Regions from separate parts of the Homo sapiens genome. Here region 1 is linked to region 2. The links are chromatin loops, found by intact Hi-C in ENCODE. Cell type or tissue: ovary. All regions are shown on one strand.

Region 1 (5,000 bases), 46 kb before region 2:
AGATCCTGGGAGAAACTTCTGTGGCCTGTGGTATGCCAGGAGGTTTGGACCCGGATGCTCCGAGCCCACTTGCTCCCACTGGGCCCCCTTTCTCCCGAGTTCACTGGAGGAGCCTGTCTCTCTGCTTGTGTCTCCACGGGGCACAGCCCCAGTGCCTCCCCTCTGCACACTGCCCCTGTCTCCACAGGGGCCCATGCCCGCCGGCATGCTGATTGAGCGCTCCTCAGACTTCGGTAAGACCTGGCGAGTGTACCAGTACCTGGCTGCCGACTGCACCTCCACCTTCCCTCGGGTCCGCCAGGGTCGGCCTCAGAGCTGGCAGGATGTTCGGTGCCAGTCCCTGCCTCAGAGGCCTAATGCACGCCTAAATGGGGGGAAGGTAGGTAGAGGGAATCCTGAAAAGTAGGCCTGGGGAGAAATCCCTGATGTCCCACTGTTCACACAGCCACACGGACTCCTGAGAAGGGACGGAAACACCCTCGCCAGCTCCCCTTGCTGACTTTCCTGAATTCCCACCAGTAATGACCCCTGTGGCCACCCTCAAAACATTTGCTGCTTATCCTCTTTGCTGAGGAAGGATATTTCAGCAACACCTTGGGGCCACCGCATTACTCACCCCTGCCGTCTTCCACAGCCCCCTCCCCCGTGACTCATTGGCTCATCCCTCTAGTGGGAAGATGAAATCGACCCTACTTTGATATGAGGACTTTGGGATGCTAGTTAGATGCAAGTGAGCAAATTACACAAATTTCATTTCACCTTGGTAGGGTTTAACACAAAAATAAACATTTTCAGTTTAATCTATCCATCTAACCCAGTCTTAGCCCTTGGAGGGAATTCTGGTAAACCCAGAGCCCGAATTCTCCTGAGCTTAAACCCTGAGCTAGAAATAAGAACCTGCCTGAAGAAAAACTCAGAATGTTTCTCCCTAAGTCCTCCCAACGTGGGTCAAATTCTTTCATAACTGCGTTTCCCCATCCCCTGGCAGAGGAGGCTGTAGTTTCTCTTCTCCTTTCCCTGGCTGAGACACAGGTGAGCCCTCAGAGCTGCTCTCATGTGGACCGATGCTCAGAGTGGGGCCCTCTATGCAGGCCATGCAACTCTTCCTTTGGTTTTAGCAGTTCCTCCTTGGTTATACCCTTACGCAAATCTATGTTAACTACATTCTTCACACACCAGATAAGAACTTTTTCCTAACTTGTGGAGGGCTGATGTGAAAACTCTTCCTGGGATATGTAGATGATGAGTGGATTTTTTTTTTTTGAATAAATCAAAGCATAGTTGAAACTGGGATTGTCCAGAGTGCTGTGGTCACCCACATTCACGCATCCTTGGGTTTTAGATTTCTCACTCATCCTGAGTCATCAGAAAATTAGTATCTCCTAAACCCTTATATGTAGATGATATATCTTACCATACTTTTTGACCCAGGGAACTCAGAAAATTCTTAGGATACTTATATTTTCAACTGGCAGGGGTTGGGGGTGGGGTACACACACACACACGTTTAGGGCCCAGTGATCATCTTTCTCCCCCACAGCAGATGACAAGCCTCATAGCCATGGTCTATCTCAGGTTCCAGGTAACAAGGACTTCAAGTGTGAGGCATATAATGGAAAGAAAGGTTTCTTCTGAACTCGGGGCACACTATTTGTCTCTTCTTCAGCGCTTCTCTTTCCCTTCCCTCTGTAGGTCCAACTTAACCTTATGGATTTAGTGTCTGGGATTCCAGCAACTCAAAGTCAAAAAATTCAAGGTCAGTGTGGTTACTTCTCTTGTCCATGGAACTATGGGTGGGAAAGGAAACAGAGTTGGAGCCCAGGTCATGGAAATTTCCTGGTCTTTCATGTTTTTGTCAACGTGGTTGGGGATTTGATACTTGCCCTGCTTGCCCCATAGGGATATTGTCTGTGGGATGCTATGGGATGGTTGAGGTCTGGAGAGGATGGCCCACGGTATCACATATGAAGGAGACTCTATGTGCCTCTAACTTCCTTTCTTTATTTTCCATTCTCCAACTCTTCCCTCCTTGCTGTTTGGCCCTCTCAGAGGTGGGGGAGATCACAAACTTGAGAGTCAATTTCACCAGGCTGGCCCCTGTGCCCCAAAGGGGCTACCACCCTCCCAGCGCCTACTATGCTGTGTCCCAGCTCCGTCTGCAGGGGAGCTGCTTCTGTCACGGCCATGCTGATCGCTGCGCACCCAAGCCTGGGGCCTCTGCAGGCCCCTCCACCGCTGTGCAGGTAACAGCCTAGGGTGGGAAGGGGAGAGGAAGGGGGCAGGACCAGGGCAGACTACAGACATTCTTGGGGCTCCTGTAAAGCAGGAAGGGCACTAAATCTAAGACTTGGGTATTTAATACTTCAGCAGCAACAACAAAAAATCGAAGTGGTTTTCGTTCCAAAAATCAGAATCATTTAGTACTTCTTTAGATCTGCTTCCTAATTTGAGATGATTTTCATTTCATTTACATAAGTGTGGAAATTGGGAGGGAGTTTAAGCCAATGATTCTCAACCCTCGTTATGCATTATAATTTCACTGAGAGCTAAAAATGTTGCCCAGCCCTCCACCCTAAGATATTCTAATTTTATGATTGGCTTTTAAAGCTCCCAGGTGACTCGAATGTACTGCCAGGTCTGAGAGCCACTGGTTTGGGGATTTTAAAGTCTCAGCTAGTGGTGAGATATGGGGCACGGTGAGAGACCAATGTTTAGTACAGATGCTAAGTCTACCCTAGACCAGGCGGATTGGCTTCAGCAGGGATGGGGTTTGAGACGTTCCAGTTTAACAAGCCCTCCCCTCCCAAGGGGTTTTGCTGTGAAACCAAGCTTGAGAACCACAGGTAGAGAAGAGAGAACCTTGAGCAAAGAAGCAGAGGGACCCAACATGGGAGCGTGACAGCTGTCCTAGTGACAGGGGGACAGGAGGAAATCATGTAAGATGGCCTGAGTGGGAAATAGAGGTGGCACAAGCCTCAGCTGGCATTCTTCTTTCCACTTCTGGGCCAAATTCTGCCCCAGGCTGCAGAGGTGTACAGAGGGAGGCCAGCTCAGGGAGTGTGTCATCTGTCAGGGCCCATGAGACATACTCCTAGAACCCAAGGCTGAGTGACACAGAGGGAATACAACATGCTATGACATGACGAGGTGGGAGGGAGCCACCCAGCCCTGGTGGTCCTCAAATCTGGCCATGCAGTGGAATCACCACTTTTAAAAGGTGCCACTGCCTGGGTCTCATCCCTGAGATTCAGAGTGAATTGGGTCTGGACCTTGGCATTTTAAAAAATGTTCCCCAGGTGACACTGAGGTACAGGCAGTGTTGAGATCTATGGAATTAGAGGCACCAGGGAGGCCTTATGAGAGAGGTGCCGTTCTAGCTGGAGCCTAGCTGGCAGGATTTTGTGAATGAATACAGAGAGAAGAGAATTCTAGGCAGAAGAAAAACCATTGCTAAAGGCCAAAAGGTGGAGAAAGTAGGGCTTGCAGAGGGAGCAGCTAGAAGTTCATCTTGCTATGCTGTCAGCAGGACATGGGAGCTGAGAATGCAGCTAACATGATACAGGTCCTTGAATGCCAAGCTGAAGGTGTTGGGCTTAATTTGGAAGGCAATTAGCACGCAACAGCTATTCTATTTTTATACCTTAATGAGTCTAGTGACAGTTCATCACAACAGTTCCATTAACCAAACAACTGTATTCATAGATTGTTGGAATAGAAATCTCCAGAGGGCCCCACCAGCTTCTGGATCCCACAGTTTGCCAAGGGTGTCTGAGCACCTGCCAAGCGCTGCCTCTGACTGGGTGTCATGGGGGTGTCCAAGTGCAAGCAGCGAGCTTGCAAAAACCTCACTAGGGGAGCAGTGCGGGCACACGCACGTGCACACACACACATGCTCATATGTGCAGAACAATAGCAGACAGTTTCACAGGAGCTGGGTGAAGTCTGCGGCATTCAGAGGAAGCTTCCTGGAAGGGTTGGGATCTAAGCCAGATCCTGAGTGGTGCGCAGAGGGTCAGAGGGCAGTGGGCAGGTCCATCCCTGGTGCCCTTCTTTGTTGATTACTCCTGATGGCTGACGGTCCCCCTCCCAGGTCCACGATGTCTGTGTCTGCCAGCACAACACTGCCGGCCCAAATTGTGAGCGCTGTGCACCCTTCTACAACAACCGGCCCTGGAGACCGGCGGAGGGCCAGGACGCCCATGAATGCCAAAGTAGGAGCTTTGGATCACCCCTCCCCTGTAGGGTCTGGGTCGAGTGCTGGCCCCTCTAGGCCTTGATGATCTCACCTGGGATGCAGGGGGATCCAGTCTTTCTTATGTAAATCTAAACTGAATTGCACCATTACAATTCAAGCTCTCCTGGCTCTGTGAGGATGGAGAGAGTATTTGGGTGACATCCTCCCACTGTCCCCAGCTAGAGCCTGCTTCTTCTGGCCTCTCCAGTTGCTTTACCCTGTTTAGGACATATCTGGTTTTTCTATTGTCATTTTTCCTACTTCAAATGGCTCCCTAGAATCAGGCCCTTTGTTTACATAAATGAGGAAAACAGAGATTCTCATCCTGGAGACAGGCAGTGACCCAGGAGGAGACCAGTGTTGGCAGTGGGAGGGTTGGGGATAGAGCATTCAAAGGGCTCTTTCTTTGGCCCAACATGGCCACTGTTCTTGGGTTTATTCCAACAGTAAGAATCAGGAAGGCTGAGTTCTTATTCTCCTCTGCTTTCTTATTGGTCATGTAACCTTAAATAAGTTATACAAACCTCCCTTGCCCTCAGTTTCCCCACTTCCCTGCCTTGATCATCTTGCAGAGTTGTTACAGATGCCAGTGAGCTTTTGTGGAGCATGCTCTGTAGATAGCAAAGGTGTGGGTCAGATGTCAGCCCTGGGACTCTCTTTTTCCAGGGTGCGACTGCAATGGGCACTCAGAGACATGTCACTTTGACCCCGCTGTGTTTGCCGCCAGCCAGGGGGCATATGGAGGTGTGTGTGACAATTGCCGGGA
Region 2 (5,000 bases):
GTACAGCCTTGGGGTGGACGCTGCCTCTGAGTGCAGCCCTTTCCATGCTCCCAGTGGCAGGCTGTGTGATGCTTGCTTATGAGAAGCTGGTGAGAGATGCTTGGGCCATGAGCCCAGGAGGCAGATGCCCCTTCCATGGAGCTTCTCTGTCCTTCCTCCTTTTCCAGCTTCATTTAGTAAAGGGAGCACCACTAGCCCGAGATGGAACTCTCAGGCAGATAAGCTTTGTCTGCAGTGGCCTCCTCACTGTGGTCATATACCCTAAAACTGCCAGGTCACCTCATGACCCCACACTGGCCGGATTCTCTCTCTGCACTCTCATGTCTGCCCCACTCTCCATGTGGCCTACCTACCCAAAGTTTTCTATTTGAGTTGCAGCCATTTAGGGACCTGCCCTGAGGTGCTTATTAAACGTATCAGCTGGGCTAATAGCTTAAAACTGTTACGCTCCTAATTAGGTGATCCAGAGTCTTAGGAGCATCACGTTATAATTCAAAGGCTTTCCATCCAATCCAATCCAATCCAATCCAATCCAATCCAATCCAATCCAATCCAATCCAATCCAATCCATTCCGCTCCACTCTAATCCAATCCACTCCAATCCATTACAATGTGTGTACAGTGTAGGAACAATCATAGTGTTCCTAAACTGGGCATGGACAAACCAGAGGATATGGGGACAGGGAAGGAGAGCATCTTTGAGTAGCACCTCTGCAATCTTAAGCTCACAGATAATGGTTCTCAATTCTACCCATGGGAAGAGCCACCCTCCTTTTGCTGGTGCTGTCACTAGGGGCTTCTGAGCAAGGAGGCATGAATCACTCTGGGGCATAGTGAGCAGGCTCAGAGCCTTCTGGATCATGCCTGGCTCTTTTACTGACCTTAGAGGAATCAGTCTACCCTAAGACTGCTTTATAGTCTCTGCTTCCGGGATTTTCCATTCTTTGGGAGCATGACTCAGAAAAGCCTATGGGCCTTGGGAGGGAGGTTATCAGTTGGATCATCTCTAATAAGAATGTGCTCTCTGCCTCCAGGCTGGGGCACACCGAATCATGGAAATCTATCAGCGCTTGGTTACAAAAGGGTAAAAGGCAAAAGTTGGGAAGTTTTCTTGCTGGGTCACACAATTTTCTAGACTCTGGTCCATATTGGACTTTATATCATCCACTGGGTTAAAAGAATACCAGAAAGAACCCAGACTTGTTCCAGTCTTGGTTTGATATCCCGTAGCTGTGCAGCCCCAGGCAGATCACCATACATCCCTGAGTTTCCATCCTCCTCTCTGGTGAACAGAGGAGATTGGACTAGATTAAAGTTCCCTGAAGTTTGCTTTTCAGTATCTTAGTCCTGGGTGACTCTCTGTGAGTAGGGTGGATTTGCTACCTCCTCTGGCCCCCTTCTTGGAGATTCACAATCCACATTAGCTTATTAAAGGCTCTGAGGACCATTAAAGACACATGCTGTTTAATCTGGCATTTCCCAAATTTCGTAGATAGTGAAATTCTTTCCTTCTGTAACACTAATATTAGTGTGCCGGGGATCTAGGGTTTCTCAGAGCATCCTTTGGAAAATGTAGACTAGGCCATCTCTAATGCTTTGTAATTCTTCATATTTTGCAGGGATAGATGAAATTTCGAGCAGCCCTCTGCCATCAGTCACAGTTTCACCCTCCTTGTGGTGTCATAGGTGAATGGCTGGGCCTGTGTCAGAACTCACTTCCAGTTCACGGGTTGCAACCCAAGTGGCTCATCTGCTTGCCAAAGCTGAGGCTCTGGAACCTAAAGGCTTCAGGAAGCTTCTGGCTGGAGAGAAACTCCAAGGACCACCCACTCCATTTCCCAGCCCTTCTGCCACTGCCATTCTGCATTTCAAAGATCAACTCTGCATGCCAATTTCTGTTCACAAAATGACCCAGAGAGAAGGTTTTTCAATTGTTGCCTGCAGTTTATTTAAGGCGCAAACCTACATTTAAGTTTAACAAAATCTCTCCTGCTGCAGTGACAAGCCATAATTTATGTGTTGCTTATGGTTTACTGTGTGCTTCTTACAGAGGATGTGAAGATCATTCTCTAGGGCTTCATGCGGTAGCTGAGAGGTCAACACACAGGGGCCATTGTAGAGAGCAGGGTATGCTGCTTATTCTTAGTGTGCTGCTAAGTATATTGGGCCTTGGTTTCCTCATCTGCTGAATGTGAATAATGATCCCTGCTCTATTTCTCAGCATTCCTTTGGAGGGCTAATGCTTCAATGGGCACAAAAGCAGTTTGCAACCTCTAAAGTGCCATGCAGTGGGTCCACATTATAGGCACATGAATTAAACACTAAGCACTGGAGAAAGAGAAAGGGAAACCAATAAGGACTTAAACAGGGTGAGCACAGGACAGGAGACAGGAATCTGCTATTTCTTCAGCTGGTTCCAGCTCCCACGTGCCTTTCACAGTGTGAGCATCTCATCTCACTGTGTTTCTAAAGTGTTTAAAGATATATGATTTTTCGTACATCATAGCCTGAATGCAAGCCAACTACTTCATCTGGTACTCAACCAAGAAAACAGGGAACTGTTGCAACAAGAGAGGAAATAATACTTCTGTTGGTTTTTTTCACAGGTGATATGCAGGTCTCCACTGGGGCACTTTTCTAAGGAGTTTTCAAGGTTAACGCTGACTGTGTGTCACACACCGCCTTCAAGCCCAATCCCATGCAAGAGGTGCCTCTTTTGTACAGGTTGGACGCTCATTACTATTAACCTTCCCAGCTAGGCACTCTACTCTGGCTTCCAGAAGGGGAGAGGAAGGATCTTTCCCCTACCAGGGATAGAGTACAAAAGGAAGGACAGGCTGAACTCAGGACGAAGGGCTGTGTCAGGAAGCTCTGAGTTACCAGCCTTTCCTCCAAGGACATGGGTTTGACAATCCTGGATAGTCCGTGCAGTCCCCTGCCTGCTTCAGTTTGCTTTCTTGCTGGCAGCCGCTCCCACTCAGCCCCAACCCCCTCGCCATTGACCGTGGCGGCGCGCCTGCAGTTGTAGCGCCAGGCACGCAGCCTGTTTGCAGACTCAGCCGCTCCCCTCATTCATGCTGCAGCTCATTCACTCGCTGGCGCTGGCAGGCTGCGGCTGGGCGCCGCCACTCGCGCGCACTCGTGTGGCAATTTATTTCTGGCCCTGTGTGCGTGTGTATGGGGGAGAGGGAGCGAGGGAGGCGCTCTCCTCTTAGAGGGGGATGCTTTTTCACTTCCAGGTAGAATCGCTCCCAGGCTTTATAGTATTCGCTGCCCTGGACCACGCACCTGGGTGGGGCACCGCGCTAGGCACTTTGCATGCATTATCTTGTTTAATGCCCCACGGCCACCTTTCCAGGTAACCTCATTTTACAGCTGAGGTACTGATAAGTAGAAATGTTCAGAAAAATCCCCCACATCAAACAGATAGTGAATGATACAACTGAATTGGATTCCAACGCTAGTCTTCTCGTCACTGTACCACATAACCTGTTGCCTCTTTCCTGGTGGCAGTTGCTGGGATGTCACTCATCTCCACCTTCATCCTTATGATGCTGTAATGCAATCCTAACGTCTGACTGATTACCCTGGGAACACATGGCTCGGACAATCTTGAAAGGGCTGAATCCCTAAAGCACTCAGATTTCTCAGCATGGAGGCTGGGGACAGCATGTCTATTGCCCCAAGCCTCTCATGGTTCCAGCTCAAACCATTTCTCACTCTAACCTCAAGCTTCTTTCCCAAAGAGTACTTTCTGAAGAGTGCTCTTAATAAGCATCCACACACACACACACACCAGAGCAATCTGCAGCATCGTGGAAAGTTCACTGAATTTATCAATAGATCTGGGTTCAGTTGCCACCACCATCACCAGCTTTGCAACCCCAGGCAAACCCTTTAACTTCTAAGCTTCAATGGTCTCATCTATACTAAAGGGGAAATAATACATGCCACACCATCTGATGGGATCGTCCTAAAGATGATTAATTATAAACACATTATAAACTGTAAAGTGTGGTCCCCATATCAGGTATTACTAAGCACTCTGTGTTACGGCCTGTTTCAGAGGTGGGTCTCATCTTTGGTTCTGGTTAAGCTTGGGTCAGCAGGAATGACAGGGACCTTGTTCTGTCTTCAGCTTATGATCTGGAAAAGATCATCTTCTTACCTAAGGCGGAATCTGCTTGACTCTCTTGACCCTTCTCAGAGGCTTTCCTCATGATCAATTTATCTGACTCCAGAGCAAGAGGCTGGCCAGACAAGCACTGCAGCCAGACCAGCGTGAGCCCTGGCAGCCATCTCCGGGAGCCTCAGGGTTAATGTTTGTGCGTCAAAGTTACGTGGAGAGAAGGGGCCATGGTGTGGATGGGGGTGGTGGTGGTGGTGAATCCAGACCTCCTTTTAAGATCTTCACTTGAGAGGTAAACTAGGGAAGTTTAAAAACAGAAGGGAGGTAGACGCGCCCCTGGGGAAGGTGAAGGAAGCTGTCTTGTGACTGACAGCGATAGCTCGGCTGCGTTCTGCATCTTAACGCGGCTGAGGATAGGGAGCCTGAAGCCTGTCCACAGACTCCTCCAGGAGGGACTGAGGCTGACTCGTCTTCCTTAGGCTTGCAGAGCCACAGGCTGTTTACAAATCTTTTTGCCATTGGTTCTGCTAATCCTCCCAATAACCCAAAGAGGTCGGCAGAGAGGGCATACTTTATTTGATGGATGGGGTCAGAGAGGTTAAGAGATGAAGGTTGAGCAGGAGGGAGGGGTGCAAGAGAGTTGGAGGTCCTAACACCCCAGCAGATGGACGGGGTCCCTCTAGGCACAGAGCCTTGTCCCTAGAATGCAGGCATTGCAGGAGGGGCACATGAAGATATTTTTCTCCCTTTTCCCTGCCCAGAAGGGCAAAATGCTTCCATGAAAGCCAGCCCAGGAGTGACGGACAGATAGCTCCACCCGGACCCCCCATTCAGACTTATTTTCCAAGACAGCTATAACTCACCCTTGATG

The links. Peaks named below come from ENCODE experiments on the same cell type or tissue, not always from the same donor. Only the 100,000 strongest peaks of a DNase experiment are listed, where the experiment ranks them.
Region 1: a loop joins it to region 2, with 2.6 times the contacts of the local background. A loop is called at or near these places in 78 of 110 quality-filtered maps.

What each region holds. Positions count from the first base shown.
Region 1 is chr1:209,629,826-209,634,825 of GRCh38, reverse strand. LAMB3 (laminin subunit beta 3) reads left to right here. Exons shown (of 23, transcript NM_000228.3): 6 at 188-379; 7 at 1,693-1,756; 8 at 2,050-2,243; 9 at 4,091-4,211; 10 at 4,901-5,000. Among named protein-coding and RNA genes, the nearest start is that of MIR4260, 8.8 kb to the right of the region's middle. RefSeq lists enhancers at 4,475-4,976, 4,977-5,000. In ovary, no CTCF peak of the experiment used is centred here; no DNase peak of the experiment used is centred here.
Region 2 is chr1:209,583,925-209,588,924 of GRCh38, reverse strand. All of the region lies in intron 1 of CAMK1G (calcium/calmodulin dependent protein kinase IG), which reads right to left. It overlaps LOC107985256 (a long non-coding RNA gene), which reads left to right and starts at 2,560. Exons shown (of 3, transcript XR_001738443.2): 1 at 2,560-2,724. In ovary, no CTCF peak of the experiment used is centred here; DNase peaks (open chromatin) are centred at 3,084 and 4,517; H3K4me3 peaks cover 1,252 bases.